Linked DNA regions of Homo sapiens: region 2 is linked to region 1. A link is an interaction called in ENCODE POLR2A ChIA-PET data of the cell type or tissue named here. Cell type or tissue: MCF 10A. All regions are shown on one strand. Links, peaks and the distances in the headings refer to the core of each region. The heading gives the core; the rest is flanking DNA.

The links. Peaks named below come from ENCODE experiments on the same cell type or tissue, not always from the same donor. Only the 100,000 strongest peaks of a DNase experiment are listed, where the experiment ranks them.
Region 2: POLR2A ChIA-PET joins it to region 1 with 11 read pairs; 2 of 35 experiments call an interaction of 5 or more read pairs at or near these places.

The regions. Positions count from the first base shown.
Region 1 is chr4:127,702,726-127,716,256 of GRCh38, reverse strand. It overlaps INTU (inturned planar cell polarity protein), which reads right to left. Exons shown (of 16, transcript NM_015693.4): 10 at 11,967-12,029; 11 at 10,445-10,666; 12 at 9,288-9,770; 13 at 7,589-7,686; 14 at 5,155-5,344; 15 at 2,164-2,321. Among named protein-coding and RNA genes, the nearest start is that of SLC25A31, 21 kb to the left of the region's middle. RefSeq lists a silencer at 7,009-7,303 and an enhancer at 6,751-7,950. In MCF 10A, for the core only: no CTCF peak of the experiment used is centred there; a DNase peak (open chromatin) is centred at 7,066.
Region 2 is chr4:127,604,074-127,606,573 of GRCh38, reverse strand. LOC105377412 (a long non-coding RNA gene) reads left to right here. Exons shown (of 3, transcript XR_939185.3): 3 at 1,328-1,687. Among named protein-coding and RNA genes, the nearest start is that of INTU, 28 kb to the left of the region's middle. RefSeq lists an enhancer at 1,080-1,903. In MCF 10A, for the core only: a CTCF peak has its summit at 1,055 (motif pointing left); a DNase peak (open chromatin) is centred at 1,063.

The DNA of each region.
Region 1 (13,531 bases), core at 6,097-8,596:
ATTAATTTAATTTTTGTTTCTGAAAGCATCAGTAGTAAATTTAAAATCCATGAATCTAAATCTATACTAGGGAGAAAGCAGCTAGATTTATTTCTAAATAAATAATATATGCCTTAGGTCAATTAGTTTTTATTGCTCTAGAGTGTAATAATCCTATTTTATCAATATGTATTATGATACCACTCAGTTTTTAAATAGCAAATCTAGTTATTATAATAAAGGCAATAGCACTAGCATTATAGGCACAATAGTTATTAAGTATTTTATTGCTCTTTACTTTCTAATGTTTAATTTTTATTAAAACATTAAATATATGGTAGCTTTTTTTGGCAAATAGAACTGAATTGGAATTAACATTGAAATTTTGTTTGGTTTTCTTAAAGAGTTAAAATTGAAATCCATTTAATCAATACTAATGTATACAAATTGATCTATTTAAACTGGAGATAGTTCTGCCTGATTTTCTTAAATTTCTCTTCTGCATAAATCTGCATTATCAAAATTCAACATCTTTTGATTCTTTCTATTCCAATTGTCATGAACGTAGTTAACACTCGACTGAACAGCTACATGTGTGCCTAACTGGTCTTCTCATTTCTAGTATCTCTCATGTGCACATCATTCCATTGGCGCTCCCTGTTTAATCTTCCAGCAGTACAACTCTGATTACACTACATGGAATTAAGCTTACACTGATGTTCCCAAGCCTGGTTCACAGGATAATCACAAAGGAGCTTACTAAAAATACAGATTCCCACTCTCACAGATTTTGATTTAGTAGGTCTGGGGCCCAGGCATCTCAGATTTTAACAAGTGACTTAGGTGATTCTAAATCCCATGGACTAGCACATGGGAATTTCTGCTTTGGATAATGTCTGTAAAGTGTCTGTCATACAGCTTAATACTACATGGTATGTGTCCACTACCCCTACTCCCAACTAATTCTGTGCCCTTTCCTCCACCAACCTCTACTCCAACTCAAATAACCTTCTGCAGTGGTCCTAACTTAGGTTCCCAACTTGATCTTTCACTTAATCTTTGTATATGCCATTCCTCTACCATCCTGGCAAACCAGTCTGTTCACTGCTGTGCTGTATAATTTCCACTGTTCGCATCTTTGTTCATTAGATTTTGCCCCCTCCTCAGAATTCCTATAGTATTTGGTTGTATCATCAGATTCATTTTACATATATGTATACACACACATATATATAAGATTTCTCTCTATACCTATAAATATAGATATATAAATATATAGATATTTCAGCATATTTCATAATTCTTCTGCTAGATATAAGGCCCTTAGAGGCAATGACTATGTCTCTGTGTTTGCCATACCGCCCACTGCCCACCCAACCCACCACCAGTTTCACATTTTGCCAGGCACAGTCTCACCTACTCAGCCATCACATGTTTATCAAGTGACTATATTATGTGCCAGGTACTGTTGCAGGTGCCAGTGGTGGACAAGACAGATACAATTCCTGACCTCATGAAGCTGATATTGTAATGAGGGTGGGGGGTGGAGAAGGACAAGAAAATAAACAATAAAAGAGTCATATAGAGAATAACTGAGTAGCCACTTTGATGAGGGAAAGAGATAATGGATCGTCTCTGACAAGATGACCTGTTAGCACTGGTCTGAATATCAAGGATCCAGAAGTGCAAAGGTCAAGGGATAGAATATCCCATGCAGAAGGAACAACAGAAACAAGATTTGATTGGTGCTCGTGCAGCTGGTGCACAGTGGATGGAAGAGGAAGGAGACAGGAGATGGAAACAAAGGTGGGCAGGGTCCTGACTGGGCATGGTCCTGTGGCAGGGGCCAGAGAGAGGGGAAGGGAAGAAAAGGGAGAGGATGGTAAGAGGGAAAGAAAGGAGAGAGGGGGAAAAATGAAGGAAGCAGGGGAAAAAGGGAAGAAGAGAAAAACTGGAATTATTCTTTCAGTGTATTACTGAAATTTAATTTTGTAAGATAATTTTCAATAGAAAAATACTTGGGAGGGATTTAAAGGAGATACTTAGCAAATAAAATGAAATATATTAAAATAGTATAGCTAGATAAAAAATTCCATGCTTACATTTTAAAATGTTAATCTCCTTTACCACTTTTCTTTCACTTTTCTAACACTTTACTTTCAAATACTTTTTTTTCTCACTTACCCTACTACCCAGTAAGCCATAACTGGTGGTGCTTTTTTCTGATCAGTCCAGTTTCCAGGTGAACATTCAAACAACACACCATGTTCTTTAACAGGGTTAAGAGAAGACACTGACTTTGCAGAATCTGAATGGTCTCCACTATTTAGTCCTTTCTTTTTCTGTAAATTAATAGGTATTGTTAGTATTAACTGGTATTACCAGTGTTACTTTAAAATGTTTTCACAGAGTAATCTGAATTGGCTGATCCAAATACTTCAGTGCCTGCAATGACATTCTTCTTATCTGCAGGAAAATTTCTACTCTTCCTCAAAACTTAAATACCATATCCTAAAGGAGACTTCATGGATAAAGTGTCCCTTGACTTTTCTAGGGAACACTTTGTTCACAGGCCTATATTATTAGTATGTATATTATATTATATTAGCAGTTTATAGATCTGTCTTCCACAGTGGAAGATAGAAAATTATAAGCTTTTTTCCCCAGGGAAGAGACAATATGCAATCTTCTTTGTGTGTTTTAAAACCAGCAGTGCCTGGTTCATAGTAGGTGCTTAATAAATGTGTTCTAAATGAACAGATAATTCTGTAATAAATTGAAAAAATATATATTTAAAACAGTATTTTGTCTTCCTTTGACCCATAATCTCTAAATTTCATACTGATTAAAGCATTAGCAAAACAATGACTCATTTGGACTATAAAGGCTTCTTATAAGTTTCAGGGCAAACAGTGGAGTGATCCTTGATCCTTTTCTTTCCTTCATAGCTTTTATCTAATCCATCAACAGATCTTTTTGGTTTGCCCTCCAAAATATATCCACAGTCCAGAAGCCATAATCATTTCTTGCTTTGAGAATTTTGAAAGCCTCCTAACTGGTCCCTGCCTCCACCCTTGCTATTCTGTTTCCTGTTCTACCCACAGTAGCCTGAGTGATCCTTTAAAAAAATTACGGATCATGTCCCTTATTTGGGCAGAACTGTTCAAGAATGTATCATCTCTTTCAGAACAAAGCCCAAAGTCCTTATCATAGTCTATCCGGCCATGCATAAGCTGGCCCTGCTACCTTTGTGATCTCTTCTTCCACTTTCTTCTCACTCAGTTTGCTCCAGTACTCTCCCAGCCCCTAGGGGATGGTTTCAGGATGAAACTGTTCCACCTCAGATCATCAGGCATTAGAGTCTCATAAGAAGTGGGCAACCTAGATCCCTTGCATGGACAGTTCACAGTAGGGTTTGCACTCCTATGAGAACCTAATGCCGCAGCTGACCTGACAGGAGGCAGACCTCAGGCGGTAATGCTCTGCAGCTTTGCATTTGCTGTTCCCCTTGCTGGAAGCTCTGTCCCCAGAGAGCCACATGGCTTGCTCCCTCACTTCATTCAGGTCTCTGTTCAAGTATCACTTGACATGATCAGAGAGACCTTTCAAAATAGTCACTCCCACCTCTAATCCTTACCATGTTTTATTATTTTGCTTGACACTGATTCTTCTCAGCATACTATTTTCTAATTCTTCTCAGCATACTAATTTCTAATTAGAAAATAGGCTTCGTGAAGGAAGGGACTTTGTTTTGTCCACTGTTGTATCCCACGTTCCTAGAATAGTGTCTGGTGCAGAGTAGGTACCTCAATGTTTAAATAAGATGGGGAAAACTAATTTATATTACTAAATATTATCAAATAAGTAAATGAAATATTCCTTTATAACATTTATCAGTTAATGTTAAAAAGGGAAATAGGAGCATAAGAACCCAAAGCATACAGGAATATAGGGTCAAACACAGTATTTTTACAGAATAACAATTTCTGAGGACTCAAAAAAAAATCCTACAAGACACAGAATTTTACTGCTGAATGAACCTGGAGAGATGATGTAATTCAGCCCACTTGCTTCATAGCTAAGGAAATAGGAGGTGAGGCTCAGTCCAGGATTCCTTATTCCTTGTCCAATGTTCTTCCACTTTTAAACCCAAGTTCTTCACAAATTTGGCATCCCTAACACATGTATTGCTATATACATTACAACCATTTTCAGAGAGGTTTTTTGGCTGTATAACGTCACAAGTAAACCTCTGTAAGTTTTATCCTTTTCAAGAAATCAACACCTATCTTTTCCTGCCATTTAAATAATCTGATATTGTAATTGTACACAGCATTATTATTTATTCAACAGATAACAACATTCAATGAAACTTCATCCTGGATAGAAAAGCAAGCAAGCAATCAACCAACCAAATGCCAAAAAATTTGCATTAGTCTTGTGTCTATAGCTGTACCTTAACCCAGCAGTCCCCAACCTTTCTGGCATTGGAGACCAATTTCTGGGGGAGGGATGGTTTCAAGATGAAACTGTTCTACCTCAGATCATCAGGCATTAGATTCTCATAAGAAGTGCACAGCCTAGATCCCTCACATGCACAGTTCACAATAATAGGGTTTGCACTCGTATGTGCTGCTGATTTGATAGGAAGCAGAGCTCAGGCAGTAAGGCTCCCTGGCCCGCCACTCACCTCCTGCTGTGCAGCCTGGTTCCTAATAGGCCACAGAGAGCTACTGGTATGTGGCCCAGGGGGGTTGGGGACCCCTGCCTTAATCCATTATATTCCAAAATCCCTATACTATTGGCTAAATACTCAAAGAATTATCAGAGTTATTTTAGGAACCAATTGGTAGATATTATTACTCAAGTAATGGTTGAGTCACAGATATCAAATATGGAAGGTTAATTTACATTACAAACGACTGTATTTTGCTTTGCTGTAGAAAACACAGGTCTACCATATCCTGAAAAGTAACCCAAGACATCAGATTCAGTATAAAATAAAACCTTGAAGTACTGTGAGTATAATTGTTTTGGCACCCACGTTAGATTAAGTGACTATTTAAAAAAACTTAATGAAATGAAAACAATGCTGGGCATATTGATTAGATAACAGAATGCTTAGAGATCTGGAAATTAAACTGGCAGAAAACTGTATTTATAGCAGTGCCCTACCTCTTCCACCAATGTCTGTTGGAAAACTGCACGAATGGAAAGACAACACTGATGGAAATTCTTTATTAGCTGAGGGTGGATAGAGCCACTTAGCTGTGCCACCTCTTCAAGGGTAGGAGTAATAAAGATTCCTTGCACTGTTTCTAAGGCAACGTAGTGGAAAAGTGTGTTCTCAGGACCAGATGTCAGTCTTAAAAAGAAAAAAAATCAAAGAGAAGAAAAAAGAAATTTTAGTAAATTTTAAAATATTGGTTCATTTTGAATTTAGTAGACTTCTTATAAGCTTTTATCTACAATATAATATTAGTAGTATAATTAGGGAAGGGAAACTGGGCTAAACATTTAATTCCCTCTTCATCCGTAACTGAAGTACAAGCTAGGGTTATTAATTCCCTTAATGGAGGCAAATACTACATGTTATGCAAGGATAAGTAAACCTCAATTCATTTGCAAGTAACTTAATCATTCCTTTGCTAAACAACCCAAATTGGCTAACTGTCTCTTTTTCCATGGTTGGTATTAAATAATTCAGCTCGTGTCTGGCCCAGATAGCTATAAGCCATAAACAAGATATCAGTCTAGGGTAGACCACATATAAAAATACCTTCCAACAAATTAAATACATTTAAGTTAGTAGCATTAAAGTATTTTACCATGATAGTCAAACTGATGTTCCTCAAGAACTACTGGAATGCAGAATGGGTAGGACTTAGTTACTGAATGAAATGTTTTATATATTATTTTCAATATATTATATATATTGTATTTTACAAAGATAGGTGCATAAAAGGTTAGGATAATATATTACATCCTGTTTTATATCATGCTTTTAAAATGAACTACATCATATAAAAACATCTTTGCATGTCAATAATGAGAATAAACACACATCTTTGGCACCTTTTAAAATAGGAGAGCCTATGATTTACACCACATGTGAATTTATGTTTAAACCATTGAACTTGAAAAAAGAGTCTCCTTTTACTAGAGACAATGCCAACACAACATACATATTTTTAAAATTCTGATATGGAGTTAATAAAATTTCAGAGCAATAGTTTTTGTTAAATGGAAGACTAGAGTTTTGTGAAGGTACTTTTGGGTTCCATAAAAGGTTTGGTTCCAATTTATTTGTCTTAAAATCATGTTTAACTATCAAAAAATTAAACATTCATATTTGGAGGCATTAAATACTAAAATTTAACACATCAGATTTCTAATGTATTATTTTATGCAGACAAGTTACTTTGTTTTTGTCTTGACTTGAGAAAAAAAGAATTTTCTAACAACTTTGTAACACATATATTTGAACTTACTGTAAAGTGTTTCAGTGATTAAGAATGTGGTAGCTCTGTACTGTGTGTGTGTGTGTGTGTGTGTGTGTGTGTGTGAATTCTATTAGTACGTGTCTAGTTGTTCAAATAAAAGTAGGCAATTGAGTTTATTACACCAGTTGATCCCACACATGATGTCATAATTAAATACCTGCCAAGGCACAGGCAGACCTGCGTGTCACCACATAAGTGCACAAGAAGTGAATATATAACATTTCATATTATAATAATTACAGACAGTTTAAGTTGCTAAACATTCTCTCCTCACTCAGTTTCTTTTACCTCAGAATTCCCTACTCAATGAACGTTTGAAATTATACCTATTTTCTAAAGAGAGTGTTATGGGACAAGTTCCTTGGGACCCAAACTCTGAGAGTGAGATATGCCGGGAGGAAACTTATTAGGAAGTACTCTTGGGAAAAACAGCTGTAGGGGTGTAGTGACTGAGCAGGATTGAGCAGAGGGAGAAGATGAACTGTGCTGCAGCGGCAACAAGTCTCAGCCGATACCACTGTGTACTCTGAAGCTTGGCTGGCCTTTCAGAGTTGTCTTCAATTTAGGCAAGGGGCCAAGCCTTTGTACTCACTTATTTATTAGTCATTAGAAATGGGCTCCTCCCAGGGAGGAATGTAACCTTAGCTGAGTCAACAAGTTTCCGTGTAGGACACGGCTAGGGGAGTGACAAGGCTAGGGGAGCTGTGAGGCATTAGCAGCCACCATTCTCAAGTGTTGGAAAGGAATACCCTGAGCTAAGGTGTAACTGGACAGCACACCACTGCATCCACCAAACACTCTAAAAAATAGTAAACTCTAATTTAAAAATTATATTAAATATACAAAAGGGAGGTTACCTGTGGAGAGATAAAGGGAGACTTTCACATTTTGAAATATTACTTTGTGTGTTTTTCTCTTTCATAATACTAATATGGTCATTTTCCTAAATGTGTAATGAAATATTAAAGAAATACCACAGATATTACCTTTAATATGTAAGATATATCAGAATTACATTTGTTGAGTAAAATACATGTTATAAAATTGTACTTTCTCACTGTAAAACTTCCTGAGTTTAAGTGAACAAGAATAAGAAAGTTTCTTACTTCACTGTGTTATATATTTCTAATTCTTTTTCTGGAAGGTCCTTTTTCAAGTTTCCCAAATGAAATGGATTTGGAAGAGTAGACTTCTTTTTAGTGACCTGAAAAATATAGTTAAGTAGATCAGTTTATATCTAAGAATGGAATCATATAGCAGAAACAATTTAAAAATTAAACATCCTTCTGAGGGAACTACTTACCATTTGCAATGCTTCCTTTAAATATTTTTGATGCTAACTTGTACCTCTTGGCTTATCCATGGCTGACAGGGATCCCAGGGTCATGTCCTGGGAGGGCATGATGGTGTTCCCTGAAAACCTCCTACCAGAGCCATTACCAAATTTGTATGTATGCATACTTGTCTCCCCTCCCTAGACTCTGCACTCCTCAAAGTCAGGGGCTGTGTCTTATTCATCTCTGTATCTCCTTTGTGTAGTATGGCCCTTGGCACTTAGTAGGTATTCAATCAACCTTTGTTGAATGGCTGAATCTTAAAGGTTAACTCAATTTCTCTTAGGAGCTATTCATGGCTTGGTAATTCTTTAATCTGTCCAAATCTTTTTAGACTATTTCCTACCAATTCCATCGACTGTGATAATAGGTATGGTACTGATGTAAGTACTTCCAAATACACCCCACTTAGGGGTCCAAAAGTATTCTATTGTTTGGTATGAGGAGATTGCATCTGGTTATTTATGCCATGCTACTAGCATTTCATAGTTTATTTGTGCTCCTTCTCAGACTCCTCATCTGGTGTCACCTCCATCCACCCAAATGACAAGTTTCAAAAATGTTTTGAAAGACGACAGCATCACTAGAATAAGTACAAAGCCTCCCAGGGTGAATGTTTTGATAATCATTTGGATATTTTATGGTATTTTCATGGGAAAAAATTAGGAAAAATGATCTGAAAAATGAACATCCTCTTTAGAGTCAACTTTTAAATCTTTAAGTGTTACAAAGGTTCAGATTTTAAAATCTATAAAAATAGGATAATACACACAGAGACATACACACACACACACACAGACACACAAATACACACATTTAGGGTTCTGATTCTCTTTGCTGAATATTTCATTGGCTATTTAGTCAGATCAGCCCCCAACAGGCCCCACAGCTTGGATGCTCTCTGTTGTCATTGCAAATAGGGAAGAGATGAACACGGAAATTGAGATTAAAGTTTTCCTATTTCTAAGTACTGTTAAACAGATATGAATGTCAAGGGGTTCTTATCTTATTATTTGATATTTCTTTTTTTTTTTTTTTTTTTTTTTTTGAGACAGAGTCTCACTCTGTCACCCAGGCTGGAGTGACAAATCATGCAGTGGCACAATCTCGGCTCATTGCAACCTCTGCCTCCTGAGTTTAAGCAATTCTTGTGCCTCAGCCTCCCGATGCATCTGGGATCACAGGTGTGCACCAACGTGCCTGGCAATTTTTTTGTAATTTTATTAGAGACTGGGTTTTGCCACATTGGCCAGGCTGGTCTTGAACTCCTGGCCTCTAGCAATCTGCCACACCTGGCCTGATATTTCTTTTTCTTTTTGGTTCAAAATCATTGGTTTGCCAGCAGTGACTGAAATAACCACCATGTCAAATGAAGAATGGTATGCCACTAAAAAAATGTCTTGCAATTATAAAACAAGGACTGGAGAGACAACTTAGCTCCCAGAACATACACACTTGAATAAGCACACACCTTAAGCAAGGTCCCACTTTCTTCTAAACCATCAGAGCCCTGAGATTCTCTTTGCTTCCGTACTGCATCCGGTGTAGTATGGGGGCTAAAGCCATCATCTTCTCCACCTTCACAACCATTGTCAGATCCTCCACTACTACAGGAAGGACTAGGCTTGCGTGTCTTTAAGGAATAGTCACCAAAAAGCGTTCTTCTGCATGTTGGAGAAGTTGCTACTTTGGAAGTACCTTGTAGCCTACTGAGAATAGGCGAAGTGGTCAAGCTATCTGTTTTTTCACGTGATCCAGTAAGGAACCAGTCAGCACAAGACAAACAGGGGACTGGAGAAGATGCTAGCCGTTCATCTATGCGAGAATCTACTCCATCCAGCTGGTGAAGAGTTGTTTTGACTTGATCCACATATACACAGTCTGGTCCAGGACTCCCAATAGCTTTGGATGCGCAACCTCCAGCTTCTAATAGTACACATAGCATATAATGTTTCTATAGGGAAAAAAATTACAAATGTAGGTTTAGCTACCATGAAAATATTTACATAAAATGTGCATGTATAAACTTATAAATATCGAAGACATAGAGGCCTATGGCATAATCATGTGATGATTATTAAAAATTCCTCCGTCATCTTTCCTTTTTGGTTATTATTAATGCTTCTTGATCCCAGTTGAAAACAATCTTACATTGCCTTATCTTGATATACCATCAAACCACTTCTTTTGAGACACAGAATTCCCTAAGATAGCTGTCAAGAGCCTCAGTTACTGGAAGTCCTTTCATCTACAATTGCATATTTATTCTGTTTCTGATTCTATATTATTTTCATGTCTCCCTCTATCTCCCAAAACAAGCCAATGGATAAAACCACTATAGAAAGGGGAACAAAAGACTTTAAAAACCTGCTAAAATATTTTCTTAGACTTTATTAATATTTGTCCATGAGTATTAAATGGATGCAAAAGAAAAGGAATAAGGGGACATGTAACATTTCCTTGAATACTGATATTAGACATACTAATAATTTTACATGAGCATGTTTGTGTATTTATTTAGACAGTCAATAGATACCTACCTACCGCTGCATCCCTCAACCCCTGCCGAAAAGAAAAAAATAAAAGAAAAGAAGAAAAATCCTAAGAAAGAAGCTGAGGTAAACTTACCAAGCCAACAACTAGCAAAAAATATCTTCCTTCAGGTTCCGGAAAGACTTCAGTGCTTGAGTCTGCCAAAGGTCGGAGGTGATGCTGAGGAAACACTTCTCTCCATATGATCAACTGACCAATTCTTTGTTTTGCTGCTAAAGGCAGCAGGCAATAGTGGCGACAGTATACGGCAATATCAATAAGATCATCCTTGGGCAAATGACTGCATATCAAATAACCCTTGAATTTAACCACAAAGAGCAAAAGTCTACCAGTGATATAAAGCAATAGTCCCATAATATTTCTAAGAGTTTCATAGACACTTCTTCCGTTGGTTTAGAATATTCTAGTTTCAAATGGGGTAAATGAAGATATAGTAAAAGTAAATGTTTCTTTTCTTGAGGTCAAAGTAGAGCTCAAATGATAACTTAAGGTGTACCGACAGGTAGACTTCAGCACAAAGCAAGATCCCTTCTGCACAGCATAGCTTCAGTATTTGACAAAATTAGAAAATAACTGAATTCTGAGAATGGAAAGTCAAGAAGCAGGGGTCATGACAGAGACTTTTCACTGTGCACCCTTCCCTATTGCTTCTTTGTTAGATGTGTTTTATATTGTGTTTAAAAATCCTTTTTTAAAAATAAAAGTACTTAAATTCATTTGATGCTTTGCTTTACATGGACATGAACTAAATGTTATATAAGATTTATTTAAAAGATGTAGGTTACTATTTTTTTTTTTTTGAGACAGAGTCTCTGTCACCCAGGCTGGAGTGCAGTGGCACGAACTCAGCTCACTGCAGCTTCTGCTTCCCGGGTTCACACCATTCTCCTGCCTCAGCCTCCTGAGTAGCTGGGATTACAGGCACACACCACCATACCCAGATAATTTTTTTTTGTATTTTTAGTAGAGATGGGGTTTCACCATGTTAGACAGGCTGATCTCGAACTCCTGACCTCTGGTGTTCTGCCTGCCTCGGCCCCCCAAAGTGATGGGATTACAGGTGTGAGCCACCATGCCCAGCTGACTTTTCAACACAGGATAAAAAATACACTCTTTCAAAAGGAAATCCAGAAAAATATTAGTCTTCTCTCTTACAAACTTGGTTCTTTGAGTATTGCTTCTCCTGTGCACATTTGTAAATACTTTATACATGCTTTAGAATGCAATGAAACCATAAATATTTATTATATTTACAAGTATGTAGATGCAAATCTTGTTTTAAGGTCTTAATCTGGTCAGGCATGGTGGCTCACGCCTGTAATCCCAGTACTTTGGGAGGCCAAAGCAGGAGGATTGTTTGAGCTTGGGAATTGCTTAAGCCCAGAAATTGGAGGTTGCAGTGAGCTATGATTGTACCCCGTACTCCAGCCTAGGTGGCAGAGCAAGACCCTGTCTCTAAAATGAGAAAGCTCTTAATCTTATGGTACCTACATTTGAAAGAAAAGAGATAAATGTATTTTTCATGTTTGTAAAAGTTTTGAAAATTTAGTTCTCTTTATACAGCAGCTGGACATTTAGACTTCAAGCTTCAACTTACCTTGTAAAATAGAGAAGACCCCAAAATTGTATACAGCCGCCTCATGTCATAGTAATCCTCGGACTGGGGGAAAAATTCATAGTGGATTTTATATTTTTATTTTTTTGTGATAAAAATTCCAATTAAGCTATAATAGTTAAAATGAAAATTATATTCTTTAGTAACTAAACTTTTCATAGTGCCATCTTTAGAAATCAATATACCAGAATATTAGGATGAAATACAATATGCATACGTTTACTTCACTGAGAACAACCTTATGTTTCATTCTTTTAAGATGTTTGATTAGAGACATTAAGAACATAAAATCTGTCACTCTATGAGGGATTTCTTACAACACATCTTTTTAGGACAAAAAACTTTTACTCTACATCATCTACAGTATCCAATATTACCATAAGCTATTTTTGAAAGCACTAATTGATGCAACCTATTTGCAAGCAACTGAGTGGTATGTAAAAAAAATTAAGTATATATACCCTCTGAGTAATTCTACTTCTAGAAATCTACAGGAATACTCAAGCAGTGGAATCATGATTTTTATATAAAAAGTTAACAGTTGGATTATTTGTAATATGGAAAAATTAGAGATAACATGAAATTCAACAATGGAGGAATGGCCAGCAAAACTAGATATACCACAGAATATCACACATATGTTAAAAAAATATGATTGATCTATATGAGCAGGCATAAAAGGTTTTAGGATACACTGCTCAGCAAAGAAGGCAAGCTGCAGAACAAAATATATGTTATCATCTGATTTTTGTTAAAAATAGCATCCCCACCAACTATATACATGTGTGTTGGTTTGTGTGTGGGAATGTATGTATATGGAAAAAGGTCTGGAAGGATACATTCCAATCCATAAGAGCAGTTACACCTGGGGATGGAAGTGAGAGAAAGGGATAAGCGAAGGTATTTGCTTTTAATAACCATGCTTGGAGCTTCACCCCGTACACAGCTATTACTTTTATAAGTTTTTTTTCTTTTTAAAAAACCCAATGAAACCTAAAGAAAACTAAAAACTGGAAATAACCCAGCCATTCCTCAATTGGGGAATGGATAAACAAATTGTGATACATGCATATGATGGAATACTACTATTCAGCAATATTAAGGACTGAACTGCCTGTACAATAGCAGGAATGAATCTTAAATCCATTTATGCTAAGTTAAAGCCAGACACAAAAATTACCTACTGTATGATTATTTATTTATTTAAATTCTCAAGACACATGTGGAGTGTCTGGTTTATTCAAAGGGGTTGTCAGAGGCCTGACCATGGAGCAGGAACCAAATAGTTGGGAACTGTGGGGCTGAACAGGGCAGGGATGCCCAGGTATGAGAAGGTAAAAGGAGGTATGCTGAGCAACCAGAGCAGCATTAGGGCCAGGCTGAGCAGGATGATTCACTTTATATTACATCCTGGAAAAGGCAAAATCATGGGGACAGAACACAGATCAGTGATTGCCAGAGGTTGGGGGTATGGAGAGGGGTCGACTCCAAAGGGGACAGAAGAATTTACTGAACATAAATTATACCTTAATAATATTTTTTAAAAA
Region 2 (2,500 bases), core at 1-2,500, 100 kb after region 1:
CCTACTGAGGAGTCTCAGCTTAAATTTCAATTCTTTGGAAGGTCTTCCGTGTCCCCAGATTAGGTTAGCCCTTAGGTTCCCTTGCTGGGTGCTTCCAGAGTACTGTGTATTTCCTTAATTACAATAGCTTTTATTATAATGCTTGCTTCATTGAATGCCTTCTGAACTTTCAAGGGCAGGTACTATGAATGTCTTATTTATTCCTGTCTCTTCAGCATATAGCAAGATCTCTGTAAGTATTTCTTGGATGGATGAATAAATAAAAATGTATACGAACTATGCCATTAAATATACACTTTTAATATACTGTTGTCAACTCTGTCAGTTAAAAATTGGGGGCTTTTAACCCTATCATTAACATTTTTATTACAAAAATATATTTATATTTATCTGTTTCTATTTCCCTGCAATGAGAAGGACAGAATTCTGAAGCATAGACACAGAATAAATAATGCCTCCTTGCTGTTACAATTTACTTGGAAAAAGCATGTCTACTTTATAAACATTGTTATTTTTATCCTATACTTTCTGATTGGCACAGGACAGATATTAAAAATATTATACTTTATAACCTGAAACGTGTTTTTTAAACTTAATTTTTTTTTGCTTTTTAAATATATATATTTTCAGAAACTCATTGCTTGCTAACTGAAACCTGTTTTAAAGCAATACATTTTCTATAGAGAAGGTATTTTGGATAAAAAGAATGATGACGTAGCAAGTTAGAGATTCGGGAGAGCATTTTAAGTAGTTCAATTTGTTTAAGTATTGAATATGAAATTTAAATCACATTTTACTCTTTCCTTTAAAAGTATACAAATGTTTAAAACAATATTATTAAAAACTTTATTTTAGATATTTAACAATATTGGAATTGGTTGCTTTATATTAACATTGCAGTTTTAGCTAGTCCATGGTATTTGGAAAAAAATCAGGTTTACAATGGTGATAAATATAATGCAAAAGTCTTAAAATGATTTAAAATGATGACTTAAGAGTTGTGAAATAATCAGCCTAAGCCTGTATTAAATTAAGAAGTTTCCTCTTTTAGTTTTGAAAAGCAAAAGGGCTCCACCTGGTGTTGAATGAAACTATAGACTTTTTAAAATGATTTGATGATTTTACATTTTCTAAAAATTGAAATTCAAAATGCTTTTCTCGATTTTCTGTTTATAGTAATGCTATTGATATTGTTCCAAAATTACAGGGACTTAGTTCTTTTATGAAGTAATTAATGTATGTCTGATAAAAAATGTTTCCTTTAACATTTTAAAAGATTTTAGAGAAACTTCTCTCATGCACCTTCCCTTCATCCTATCTTTGGCAGGCATGAAAATGCACCTCACAGACAGAGCACCCAGCTGCTGTGCTTTGAAGTCAGCCACACCTCCCATTCATTGCTGTTACCAATGGACTGACTGAATGCTGTGGCGATACTGAGGCCGTCTTAGTCCCGGAAGACAGGTGGGGCTCCTTTGTCCACCGCTTAGGCTGGAGTACTTCCCCATGGCTTTGACAAACAATCCTTAGACTGCAGAGTAGTGTAGGATTCTTCCATTCAACCTTCTCTCCCTCATCCTGGGGTCAGACTTGGATGCAGTCCGACAGCTGTCCCAGCCTTTCCTAGCTCCTTCTTTATTTCTTTTTACACAGGCATTTCCCACTATTAAAATCCTGACATATTTAATCCTGTCTTTGTATCTGTTTCTCTGAGGTCCTGGGCTAACACAATTTCCCTTCTGGAACTTTTATGAAAAATGAGCAAGTGGAGACATTGATCTTATTTTCTAATATCTGGGTGATCTACTATTTGGTTCTTATGCATTAAATTAGATTTTGAAATCTTAAACTCAGGTCCGGGTCTCTTTGAGCTTTGCTAATTAGTGCATGGTGTGGAAAAGCTCATGTGTCCTAGGGAACCACTTGACACTTTGATGCTCCATGGCATCAAAGCATGAAGAATGAAATAAAATGGTATAATTATTTTGTATTTTAACTATAAGATCTCAAAGGATGTTATAGTTAAAATTCAAAGTAATTATACTATTTACATGATATAACTATATACCATATAAGGTATAAAGGCTCTCTGTGATCCTTTAATTCTCCAGGATCTCAGAGAAACAGATGCAAAGACAGGATTAATAAATATAAATAAATTTATATAATAAAAATATTAAAGATAGGGTCAAAAGCCTCCAATTTTTAACTGATAGAGTTGACCAAAGTATATTAAAATAATATACTTAATTACTTAATTTAGTCAGCATGTTATTGTTTGCACTAGTCACAAGGGCTTTTGGACAAGAGTGATGATAAATCAATGCAAATCCAACATCGCTTCTAGAAAAATGCCTTCTCATGCCTGTAATTCCAGCACTTTGGGAAGCTGAGGTGGGTGGATAACCTGAGGTCGGGAGTTCGAGACCAGCCTGACCAACATGGAGAAACCTCATCTCTACTAAAATACAAAATTAGCCAGGTGTGGTGGTGCATGCCT